Regions from separate parts of the Homo sapiens genome. Here region 2 is linked to region 1. A link is a loop called in an ENCODE intact Hi-C map of the cell type or tissue named here. Cell type or tissue: Calu3. All regions are shown on one strand. Links, peaks and the distances in the headings refer to the core of each region. The heading gives the core; the rest is flanking DNA.

Region 1 (8,108 bases), core at 1,471-6,470:
GTGCCACTAGCTTCCTTCCCGTTCTCTCTGATTTATGATGATTCAAACTTAAAGATTTTTCTTTAGTTATATTCTTAAGTTCTCATAACAAATAGAATGTAAATACTATTTTCTATCACTTGTTCCATAATTATAGAAGAAACATAAATTATATGCTATTTAAATTGTGGTGTTGTTCAACATTCTATAGGTATACATACCTATAGAATATAAGAATATATATATATTTGTACATTCGTCTATGCACCTATTTTTTATGTCAATAATATGTCTCATCTGATACATGAATTCTAACTATGGTAAGAATGCATGCCATCGCATACAAACAAAATGCCACAAAACTAAACAAAATGTTTTATATCTGGAGATAATTTGCTACATTTCAGATTTTTTTATGCTACAGTCATATTTCTTGTCTCTCTTTTCCAAAACACAATCATTGCTGATGTGTGCACCCTAAACTGACAGCTTGAGCTTAACTTGGTATAGTTGTAGATAAGTTCAGTTTAAATTAATGCTGATAAAACCTCCAGAATTGCTGAAGAGACCATACTATGTTAGTAGAAGTAGAGAAAGTGAAATGAGCTTCTTGTCCTGTTAGCTGACTTGAGTTCCATTAAAGATTTTAAGTGGAGAAATAAAATGACCAGATGAAAGGTCATTAATTTATACACAGGAAAATAGATTATAAAGATGAGAGGTCAGGATCAGGAAACTAGTTACGGTTGCTGTAATCTCAGAAGAATTTGGTTGAGAGACGATGATATCAAAGGTTATTGCCAGGGTTTTTTTATGCCTGTTGTGTTTATTTGTTTGTTTGTTTTGACAGAAAAAAATTGAGTGAAAGGGAATACCACAATTGCAGAAGTTCAGTTATTATTGAGAGAGGTAATGAGAATGATTGACATGAATTTCCCCCAAAAAATGTTCTGTCAATAATTACTATATTACGAATAAATAGAGCATGGAATATTTTTACAGCTGACTCAGAGAAAATAGCTATTACAGCAAACCTATGTCTATATTGAAATTCATATATACATTCAAAGAATATTACTCTATACCATTTATCTCAAGAGAACTAATCTTCAAAGCAAAAGAAATCAGCAACATGTTTTTAATTAAAATTTTAACTTCCTTCAAAAATGTCTTTTGGGCCAGGCGCGGTGGCTCACGCCTGTAATCCCGACACTTTGGGAGGCTGAGGAGGGCGGATCACGAGGTCAGGAGATTGAGACGATCCTGGCTAACACGGTGAAACCCCGTCTCTACTAAAAAATATACAAAAAAAATTAGCTGGGCATGGTGGCGGGTGCCTGTAGTCCCAGCTACTCGGGAGGCTAAGGCTGGAGCATTGCGTGAATCCAGGAGGCAGAGCTTGCAGTGAGCGGAGATCGAGCCACTGCACTCCAGCCTGGGCAACTGAGCAAGACTCTGTCTCAAAAAAAAAAAAAAAAAAAAGTCTTTTTTATTTATCTGTTAAGAACAGATAAATCATTCATGCGGCATTCAAGTCAAAAAAGAATTTTTTGTTGTTGGCAGATTTACCTAGTGGAAACAACATTTGTATTTAGCTTCTAAAGTAAATTAAGTGGAGGAAAATGAAGATTTTCATTAATAACCTTAATATTAATAGACAATGGTGGTACTGAGGAGAACATCTATCTCTTTTAGGCTTCATGAGGAAATGATGTTTTTCAGTGTCGACAAATTAATTTCAGCTGTGTGGTTTGCCCACCAAATATCATGCCTGTAATAATATACTGTACTTAGCCTACCATATTTTAAAATGATTGGTTTCCAACTATCAAGGCATAGAAGAGAATATATAGATAGTTGAAGAGTTAAAGAAATTATAGCATAAGAAGCATGCAAAAAGATACAGTTATAGCATTATAATGACTGTCTTGAGATATTTGAAAACATTTATGAAGGGGAGCAAGTTAACTTTTGATGAGGACTGTCACAGTCAGTGAAGCAGGTAACAGTATTATCCAACATCGAATCAGAGGTCAAGTGATTTTCTAAAAGTGTGACCTATACGGATATTGCCATATGTCGGGGGTGGGGGTAGAAGAGTTGATCTCTTCTGAGCCCTCCACGTTTTAAGTTGTATGATTCAAAATTATACATACAAACCTTGTTTTTATTACACTCTATTTTAAAAACTGCAGTTATCTTTTGAGTTGATTTTATAATTTATTTTTGTTTTAATTGCTAATGAGCTCAGAAGCAGTTCCTTGGAAAATATATTTCACTACACAATTCAGATATCTTCACTTGTAAGCACTGTTAAGAAAAATATGTTAGACAGAAGTTAATGAGGTTAAAGAGTCACCACTTTCTTTCTCCAGGCTGCGTAGATGACATCTATGAAATGCGTTTGCCTTGCAGTTCCCTGTCAAATTTCTTCTATGTGGAGCCGCCTCCCTCAGCTCAAAACACACATTTCAGCTCTCCTGCTCTCTCCTACAGGAACACTGCTGTTCTGTGTAAAGAGGAGGTAGGGCCTTGTCTTTCACGCAAGCCTGGCTCAATTGGGCACCTCACCACTGGGGTTGCAGCCACCGCTAATCCCCCTAGAATGTCTGTCCTCTGGTGTGTCTGCACCAGTCTCCTTTGCGAGTGACCACAGCTATGTCCACAGAATTGGGTGCAGGGGAGATGTCCCCCTCTCTACATCTGTGCCCAAGCACTGGGGCCACCTGTCTCCTAGGATGGATCTATACTCCCTTGCAAGGCAAGCACGGTGCCTGTGTGCCTGCTGAAAGTGGTCTAGTCACTTTCAGCCCACAAGCAGGTTTCTCTTGCACACAGGAAAGTGGAATGAACAAAATTAGGAATCAACAAAAAAAGTTTATCATAATCTTAACTATTTGGATATTAAGAAATATTCCTAGTCTATTTCTGCGGTTTAATAAACACTGGAAATCTTGGCTCAGTGACTTGTTTGAGGCGTGAATTAGCTGTGTTATTTTTCTGTGCGGTATTATCAAAGAAAAATTTTTGTGTTCCTCAATATGTTTATATTGTCCAGTAATTAGAAAAGAGCCTAGTGAATTTATTTGTTTTCTATTTTTATTTTTATTTTTTGAGATGGAGCCTCACTCTGTCACCCAGACTGGAGTGGAATGGCGCAATCTCAATTCACTGCAAACTCTGCCTCCTGGGTTCAAGCGATTCTCCTGCCTCTGCCTCCTAAGTAGCTGGAATTACAAGGGCGCACCACCAGGCCCAGCTAATTTTTTTTGTATTTTTAGTAGAAACGGGTTTCATCATGTTGGCCAGGCTGGTCTCGAAGTCCTGACCTCAAGTGATCTGCCTGCCTCAACCTCCCAAAGAGCTGGGATTATAGGCATGAGCCACCGTGCGCAGCCCATGAATTTAATCCAAAACAATAAAAACCTTAAATCCCTCAAAATACTACCTCCTTACATTGAATTTTTCTGAGAAGAAAATACAGGGCTCTGTTTACTGATGACAGTAGAAAAGAAAAAAAAAAGGAATACCTGAGCTAAGTGATAAAATTGACATATTTCTCAACCAAAAAGCTCATTTAATTAGCCAGAGGTAGGGTATATGTACTCAAGGGGAATACATTAAATAGGTTTGTACATTTTTCCTTCTAGAGAGCCTTCCTACAAATTTATGCATCACGTGATCCACAAGACATAATCTCATCTTCATTAGCAAAGACCTTCTCGTCACATATCTTAGTCATCTGAGTTCTATCATTTGTTTTGACCTAGAAACCCTAATGGAATGTGTAATTATTCTAAGAAGAGAATATAATTCAGTGATAAAAAAATTTATCTCTAATATGATTATTTATTACAGTAAAAAGTATTCATACTTTTTTTTGTTTTTTATTGCAAGTGAAATCTTGTGATTTTCCAGACATTAAACATGGAGGTCTATATTATGAAAGTATGTGTAGACCATACTTTCCAGTAGCTGTAGGAAAATCTTACTCCTATTACTGTGATGAATCTTTTGAGACTCCTTCAGGAAGTTACTAGGATTACATTTATTGCACACAAGATGGGTGGTCGCCAGCAGTACCATGTCTCAGTAAGTAAACCTCTGGACAGCCATATATGTATAAAACTTTCAAAGATTGAAGAGAGGAGAGCACATAAGTGATTACACTTGACTTATATAACAGAAATAGGGCCAAGAAAAGAGTTGTTCAAGCAAAATGACCAAAATAGATCTTTTCTATTATGAGTTCTTAAAAATCACGAGAAATAAATATAGAGACTTTATGAGAATATCTATATAATTGATACATATTTTAATTATAAAAACTTAAGTAGTATTAAATATTGATATTTCTTTTTGTACAAACCTTTGTTAGTAATTTTAGTTCATATTCAGTTATACATTGTTTTTGGATGTTTATGCAATCTTATTTAAATATTTTAAAAATAATTGTAATATACTATTTTGAGCACATTTTTGTGTCTCATTTACTTTATTCATTTATCATTGTTATCGTCCTTAGGAAAACGTTATTTTCCTTATTTGGAAAATGGACATAATGAAAATTACGGAAGAAAGTTTGTACAGGGTAACTCTGTAGAAGTTGCCTTCCTTCCTGGCTGTGGTCTTCCAAATGAGCAGACCACAGTTACATGTATGGAGAATGGCTGGTCTCCTCCTTGCAGATGCATCCGTGTCACTAAGTACACTACTCTGAGATCCCAGCAAGTTCATGTCTTTCTAAGTAACACAGATGACATGCTAAGACTCATCTATATTAACTGCGGCAAAATATTTATGTCAACTTGCTTCGCCATCGGACCTATTTAGTTTTATTTTTTCAATTCTGTATAAACAAATATACACATTTCTTGATAAGTTCATAGTAAAATAAATGCTCCTATTATTGGGCATTAGTCAAGAATACAGTAAAAGAGTTTGAAAACAATACTTGTTGGTTAAATTAAGACATATTGAAATGGCATCATTGTCTGGAGTAAATACCCGAGGTTTCTCATCTGGCACTGAGAAGATTAAGGACATGGACACACACAAGGAGTGGGCGTAGGATCGCAGGTTTAATAGGCAAAAGAAAGAGAAAGGAGAACAGCTCTGTCTCTTGTGAGAGAGAGGGGCACCCAAAAGTGAATTCTGGCCCCGGCTGGGGTGCACTGGATTTTATAAACAGGCTTGAGGAAGCAGTGTCTGATTTACATAGGGCCCAAAGATTGATTGGACCAGGTGTGATATTTACATAATGTGCTAGGAAGCTGGCTGCCCCACCCTAATCTTATTATGCAAATGGGATCTTTGCCTGGCCAGCGCCATGTTGCCTTTTCCTTACTGTACACGTGGCTGGCAAAGAGAAGGGAAGATGGAGTTGCCATATGAACATGCCTAGTCCCAGGTAGCCTTTTCCTATTGGCACAACTGCTGCCATTCACCTTGCAAGCTTCCAACTTGCTTGTCTATGTTTACATCTCTGTTTTACAGGTTCCACTTTGTTAGAAAAAGAAATGATTTGGGGGCTCCTATTATTAAAAGGAAAACTTTACCAAGGACTCCTGTACCCTCATTATCTGCCTAAATAATTTCTTCTTAACTCGTGTATCAATATTAATATGTACTTTGGAATCAATCATTTGACTCAAAATGATTATACATTTATAGTTTAAAATAGAAAGTGAGTACAATGATAGCCAATAATGTCATTCATACATTCAAACAGTCATAGGTCACTTTTACAATAAAGTTATCTAACTTTCTCTATTATATGTAAGTACAAATGGATTTTCTGGGATATTGTGCATATTCGACTCTAGAAGGTTTCCTATATTATTTATCCCAATATACATTTATATCAACAGTTCCTTCTTAGGTGTTTTACATGTTAATGATTGGTGATGTCACATTTTAATATTTACAAATTGAGTGGCTATAAAATGTTTTACCATTGTAGTGTAAATTTGCATTTCCTTTATTACTAATTGGGTTTGGAATATATATTCACAGTTTAATTGGTATTTGATTGTTCTAATCTTTGAAAATGCAGGTTTTTTGACTTACCTTTTTGGGAGTTTTGGTATTTATTAGTTGGAGTCATCTTACTAATTCTGAATATAAAATCTCTTTTAATTATATGTAATCCAAATGCATTCTTTTTTGTGGCTAGTATTTTTCTTCCCTTTTTTGTGTATTATGAATATAAGTTGCTCGTTTTACTAAATAATCATCAATCTTTTCTTATGATGAATATTTTTTGTTTCTATTTAAAGGAATACTTCAAAAACACAGAGCCATTATACTATTTTTATTGTAAAAATTTACATGCTACCTTTTTTCATATTTTAAAATTGTGTGTTGATTTTATTCATGATAATAGCTATATTTTATTTTTAAATAAAATATGGCAAACTCAACATTTCCCTAACAATTTTTATAGTACCTTTCTCATACAGTATATGCTATATTGTATATTTTGTCCCCTCCCCTCCCCTCCCATCTTCTTTTTCTCTTTCACAGTGTGTCCCCTCCCCTCCCCTTCCCTCTTCTTTTTCTTTCTTTCTTTCTTTCTTTCTTTCTTTCTTTCTTTCTTTCTTTCTTTCTTTCTCTTTCTTTCTTTCTTTCTTTCTTTCCTTCCTTCCTTCCTTTCTTTCCTTCCTTCTTTCCTTCCTTCTCTCTTTCTTTCCTTCTTTTTCTTTCTTTCTTTCTCTTCCTCTCTCTTTTTTTTTCTTTCTTCCTTTTTGTTCTCTTTTTTCTCTTCCTTTCTTTCCTTTCTTTCTCTTTCTTTTGTTTTTTCTCTTTCTTTCTTTCTGCTGTTAAGAGTGAACTACTTTTTTCCCCTTTCCTTTCCTTTCCGTTCTTTTCTTTCTTTCTCTTTCTTCTTTCTTTCTTTCTTTTTTTCCTTTCTTTCCTTCTTTCTTTCTTTCTTTCTCCTTCCTTCCTTTCTTTTTTCTTTCTTCTGGCTAATAATATGCTTTGATTGAATATGCAATTTCTCCTGGTATCAAACAACTCAATCAAGGTTTATGCCTCTTGTTTTGGATTTGGAGTTGTTTGAAGAATCAACTACTTATTTTCTTTCTTTCTTTTTCTTTCTTTCTTTCTTTCTTTTCCTTTCTTTCCTTTCTTTTCTTTCTTTCTGTCTTTCTTTCTGTCTTTCCTTCCTTCCTTCATTCCTTTCTTTCTTTTTTTTCTTTTCTTTCCATTTTCTTCCTTTCTTCCTTCCTTTCCTTTCTTTATTTCTTTCACTATCCCAAGTGTGCCTGGCTCAAGTTATTCTTGAGAATGTTACTGTTTTACTCTTCATGCTAGACCCTGTACTTTAGTCAAGTTATTTAGCTACTTTATGGTGGTCATATAATTAACAAGTCTTAGCTTCATCTTCAGATTGCGATATCAACATTGTATTTTCAATGTACAGTCAATTGTCAGTGAATCACAGTACTTTTCAATTTAACAAAATCTAAATTCCTCATAACCATGTTGTGAAAATAAGCAGAAAAATTTAAATATACTTGTGCGAGTACAGTAGACAGATATTGGAGTGTGTCCTGCATGAGTGCAAACTGGCTGTGGTTTCCTTTAAAATAGTCACTTAAAGAAAACATTTGCCAAATACATCACAGAATATCAATTTTTCTGGACTTGTAAAACTTGAAATACTGGTGCCTTCTGAATGATTCTTCTGAAGTTAGAGTAGTCTGTCCTTATCTGTGGGAGACAAAAGCTGCATTAGTCCCTCTTATCCACGTGGGGTATGTTCCAAGCCCCCCAGCAGATGCCTGAAATAGTTAATACTATAAAACCCAAGTAAGCTACATTTTTCCATCTGATAACTGTGAAGACTACTAAGTGACTAACAGGCGGGAAGTATAAAATGTGTCTACACTAGACAAAGGGAGGATTCATGCCCTGGGCAGGATAGAGTTGAATGGCAAAGGATTTCATCACACTACCTAGAATATTTTTTTTTATTGCTAAGTATTATTCCATTGTATCATAGGTCACAGACTGTTAATCCATTCACTTGTTGAAAGGCATTTGCATAGTTTTTGGCATTTGTGAATCATGCTGGTAAGAAAAATATTCACCTACAGTTTTTATATAAACACAAATTTATTCCT
Region 2 (5,076 bases), core at 77-5,076, 110 kb before region 1:
TATAGCTGTAGTAATTAAAACATTTGACATTATAAGCCAAATTAGTTCATTTTCACATCATCTTGTGTGAACTTTAAGCATCCTCTGATGTATATTCTCAGACTTCTCATCTCTGTTCTTAGGGCACAGCTGCCTCTACTCATCAATCTCCACATTATTCAATCTTCTGTCAGTTTATCAACAATCTGCCTATAAGTACATTTTCTGAAATATTTTAAAAAATCATTATAAGTATTTCACATTTGATAGAAGCAAAAAATTTGGAAATGCACACACAATATAGGTGGTGTATTATTCCGTTTTCACACTGCTGTAAAGACCTTCCTGAGACTGGGTAATTTATAAAAGAAAAAATTTTAATTGATCACAGTTCCTCATGACTGAGGAGGTGTCATGAAACTTACCATTACCGCTGAAGGGGAAGCAGGCACCTTCTTCACAAGGTGGCAGGAGAGAGAGGAGTGAGTGAAGGAGGAACTTCTAAACAGTTATTAAATCATCATATCTTGTGAGAACTCACTCACCATCGTGAGAACAGCATGTGGGAAACTGCCACCATGATCCAATCACTTCCCACCAGGTCTCTCTCTCAACACCTGGAGATTATTATTCAAGATGAGATTTGGGTGAGGACACAAAGCCTAACCATATCAGGTGGCAAGTATGGACAAAAATAATGTGAACAAAAAAATGTGTAATCTCAATTGCTACGGCTACCAATATTTCTTCAGTCTTCTAATATCATTTCTATCTTGTATTTTTAATAGATTTAGAAGAATTTAATGTAATTAAGACAAAATGGCTAATATATTTTCTCAAGTTATAAGAAAAATGTTGTACAGTATTCATTGATTCTATATATCGCTATTTTAGAATCCATTACATGTATTGTATGTAACCTATTTTTAAAGATTTGCGGAACAAATACATATTTTTCCTATTTCAGAAACAGATTGTCTCAGTTTACCTAGCTTTGAAAATGCCATACCCATGGGAGAGAAGAAGGATGTGTATAAGGCGGGTGAGCAAGTGACTTACACTTGTGCAACATATTACAAAATGGATGGAGCCAGTAATGTAACATGCATTAATAGCAGATGGACAGGAAGGCCAACATGCAGAGGTACTTTGGTGAATTTTCAAAATTTATTTATATAATGTGTGGGCCCAGCCCAGTGGCTGGCGCCTGTAATCCCAGCACTTTGGGAGGCCGAGGTGGGCGGATCACTTGAGGTCAGGAGTTCGAGACCAGCCTGGCCAACATGGTGAAAACCCGTCTCTACTAAAAATACAAAAAAATAGTGGGGCATGGTGACATGCATCTGAAGTCCCAGCTACTTGGGAGACTGAGGCAGGAGAATCGCTTGAACCAGGGAGATGAAGATTGAAGTGGGCCAAGATCGTGCCACTGCACTCCACCCAGGGTGACAGAGTGAGATTCCGTCTCAAAAAAATAAATAAACCTGAAATAAATAAATATATAAGTACAATTTATTTATATAGAGTGTTTTGGGAATAAAATATAGAATTGTCTCTAACATCATTAAAATGGACATAAATTAAGTTTTTACGGCAGGACAAAGTAGTCGTATGCCTAAAAATAAAAAGATGGAACTGAGTATTTGATGATTAATCTTAGCTCAATAGTTCTCAAAGTGTGGTCGCTAAACCGGTAGCATCATCATCTTCTTGGAGATTGTTTGAAATGAAAATAAAATTCCGTAAGCTCATTCTAGACATCCAGAATCAAAAGTCTCAAAGTAAAACCCTGAAACTGTTTTACCAACACCTCCAGGGAATTCTATTTACACTTCCGAGTGAGAAGCATTGCTATAGTCTATTCACTACACATGGATATGAAACTCTCTGATGAATTTTGCATTGTTCAGCATAATATCCTTAATCATTGGCAATTAAATTATCTGAGGTTATTTTTATTATTATAGGCTTTTTAAAAAAATTTTTCCACATCTCCAATTTGGATCCTTTGATTAACCATTCTTCCTCCTTTTAACTTGGGTAATTTTCAAAATGTGTTTTTAATTCTTTGCTTATTCGCTAAGAAAATGCCTATTTGAGTTTATTTTTAAGAGGCTAAAATGTATAAGCAGGATGATTGCAAACAAAAATCTGGTATCACATAATCTATTTATGCTGACTTTTTGCATTTTATAAATTAATGTTAAATAAATAGAACTGGTAATATTTGTTTACTCAAACTCAAAGAGAGATATCCAGGAAAACTTTCGTTTACACTGGCTTCCAGAAGGGAAAAATAAAGGTCTATCAGTGTTCTAGCGAAGGATGAAGAAGAAATTTAAAACATCAACGCTTGTACCTTACAAAAAATAGTTTCATGTCTTTTCCTCAATATTACATTTAAATTTATTAAAATCAACAAAATATTTGATGAGATTGTCTACTTATTTTAAATTCGTCTTGAAATATATTTGTAACTGTTATCAGTTGATTTGCTACTCAAAATGAACACTAGGTGGAACCACTTCTTTTTTTTCTATTCAGACACCTCCTGTGTGAATCCGCCCACAGTACAAAATGCTTATATAGTGTCGAGACAGATGAGTAAATATCCATCTGGTGAGAGAGTACGTTATCAATGTAGGAGCCCTTATGAAATGTTTGGGGATGAAGAAGTGATGTGTTTAAATGGAAACTGGACGGAACCACCTCAATGCAAAGGTAGAGTATTATATTTCTTTTAACATTTTGGGGGAGTATAGCAGGGTTAAAATATGTTGATTTAAACAAAATGAAGTCATTTTTATTAATAGATTTTTCAAATGCAAATAAAATGACTGATGGTGCTTAAAATTCAATTCTTCCTGTGAACAGAACACAAGTAATAGGGTATATTATTTTCCAGAAAGATTCGACCAAATTGAGAGTTGGAACCTGAAAAACAATACTTTTTAAGCATTACAACACTTAGTTCCTTCTCAGGAATACGTGTAATAAAAGATACATTATGTGCATTTGACAGCCATAAGTGATGTGCATTCTAAGATATGGAATAGGCAGTTGAAGAGAGATCATAGACTGTGATATAAATGTGGGCATCTTCAGTATATGGATTATATTTAAAGGTGTGTGACTGACTGTATTTATAAAAAGAAGTCCGAGCACATAGTCCTGGGTCATTCTAATATAAAGAGATGAAATAAGGGAAACCAAAAAAGGAAATTGTATCTTACTCACCTTTATGTTTTAAAATTAATGTTTTTCTGTATTTTTTTTTTCACTATTTTACTTAGACTCTACCTATGTTTATTATTGAAGTGAGTTTTTGTAGACAGCATATAGTTGGGTCATGTTTACATATCCATTCATCCTTTCATGGCCTGTTAACTGGTGCACTTGGACCATTTACACTTAAAATAATTATTGATATATAGGACTTAAATCTCTGTCGTTTATTTGTTTCTGCCTGTTTCCTCTGGGTTTCAGTCCTATTTCCCTATTCCTCCATTCCCTGTAGGGAAATTATTAAGGAGATTAATTTCGATTCATATGTATTGTTTTCCATTCTATCTCTTTGTATAGCTTTTCTCCTCCTTTTAAAAAGTTGTTGCTCTAGCTAATACTATATATGTAATAATATATTACTGTCTACTGGCACTGACATTTAAATCTACAACTGGAATATGGAAACCTTACTTTCATGTAGATCCATTTACACTCTCCACGTTGTAAGTATAAATGCCACTAGTATTTTCTCTGCATACATTGAGCTCCATATTAAACTCACTTGCTTCAAATATCGAACATAATTGAAAAAACTTATGAGGAAAAAGATATCCTGTTATATTGACTCCTCTGTTTATCCATTCTATTTTTCTATTTTTTCAGGATCCTAAAGTCTCAAGCTCTTTCTTTTATCTGTTTTATTTTAATTTGAAGAATTCCTTTAGTTAATCTTTAGGCATAGGTCTACTGGAGACAAATTCCCTTGGTATCCCTTTCTCTGAGAATGTCTGTATTGATCCCCTTACTTGTAAAAGATCGTGTCACTGGATATCAAATTTGGAGTTGACAGTTCTTTGAACACTTGAAAACCGTGCCACATGGTTATAGATGAAAAACTCAGCATCATTTGAATTGTTGATCCCCTCGAGGAAAAGCATAGTTTTTGTCTAGTTGCTTTCAAGGTATTTTTTTCTTTTTTTAAAGTAGTTTTATTTTAATGTATATTGGTATAAATTCCAATGTTTTTATCCTCTTTGGAGTTCACTCAGCTTCTTAAATATAAGTTTATACCTTATGGTCAAAATGGGAAGTTTTCAGGCATCATTTTATTTATTCATTTTTCCAGCCCAATATCCTTTCTCTTCTTTTTCTGCATCGGCATTATTTGTTGTTGTATTTTTCTGAATGTCTCAGTTCAGTTTTTTGTTTTCAGTTTATTTTCAGAGTGGGTAATTTATATTGCTGTATGTTCAAGTTCATGGATTTATTTGTCTGTCAGCTCCCCATGTATTATTAAGTATATTCAGTGTTTTTAAAAAATTTTTGTCATACTTTTCCATTTTATAATTCCTATGGGATTTTTCGAATATGAAATAAGAAACTTCCTTTGTCATAGTTTTCTATGTTTAGCATGTATTCATTCGGAAAGACATTTCTTAATCCTGGTCTACCATAAGCAGCAATATTTGTTAATGTTTTATGTGTTCTTTCAGTACGGAGAAAAGAACTTAAATATATTACTTTCAGTTTAAAGGGTTAAAATTTCTTCCAGGACTCATTTCTTTCACCAGAAATCACAAAACTGTTGATATTATATACAGTGCTGTGTTTGCGTTTGCCTTATTTGAACTTGTATTTTGATTTGCTCTCACAACAAATCAAGTGATGAAATGATGTTTTTTAGATTCTACAGGAAAATGTGGGCCCCCTCCACCTATTGACAATGGGGACATTACTTCATTCCCGTTGTCAGTATATGCTCCAGCTTCATCAGTTGAGTACCAATGCCAGAACTTGTATCAACTTGAGGGTAACAAGCGAATAACATGTAGAAATGGACAATGGTCAGAACCACCAAAATGCTTACGTAAG

The links. Hi-C counts contacts between places; a loop is a spot of excess contacts. Peaks named below come from ENCODE experiments on the same cell type or tissue, not always from the same donor. Only the 100,000 strongest peaks of a DNase experiment are listed, where the experiment ranks them.
Region 2: a loop joins it to region 1, with 9 times the contacts of the local background. A loop is called at or near these places in 4 of 110 quality-filtered maps.

The regions. Positions count from the first base shown.
Region 1 is chr1:196,853,728-196,861,835 of GRCh38, forward strand. It overlaps the pseudogene LOC100996886. Among named protein-coding and RNA genes, the nearest start is that of CFHR4, 30 kb to the right of the region's middle. RefSeq lists an enhancer at 4,596-5,795. In Calu3, for the core only: no CTCF peak of the experiment used is centred there; no DNase peak of the experiment used is centred there.
Region 2 is chr1:196,740,929-196,746,004 of GRCh38, forward strand. It overlaps CFH (complement factor H), which reads left to right. Exons shown (of 22, transcript NM_000186.4): 19 at 947-1,123; 20 at 2,524-2,700; 21 at 4,889-5,071. Among named protein-coding and RNA genes, the nearest start is that of CFHR3, 31 kb to the right of the region's middle. In Calu3, for the core only: a CTCF peak has its summit at 2,499 (motif pointing right); no DNase peak of the experiment used is centred there.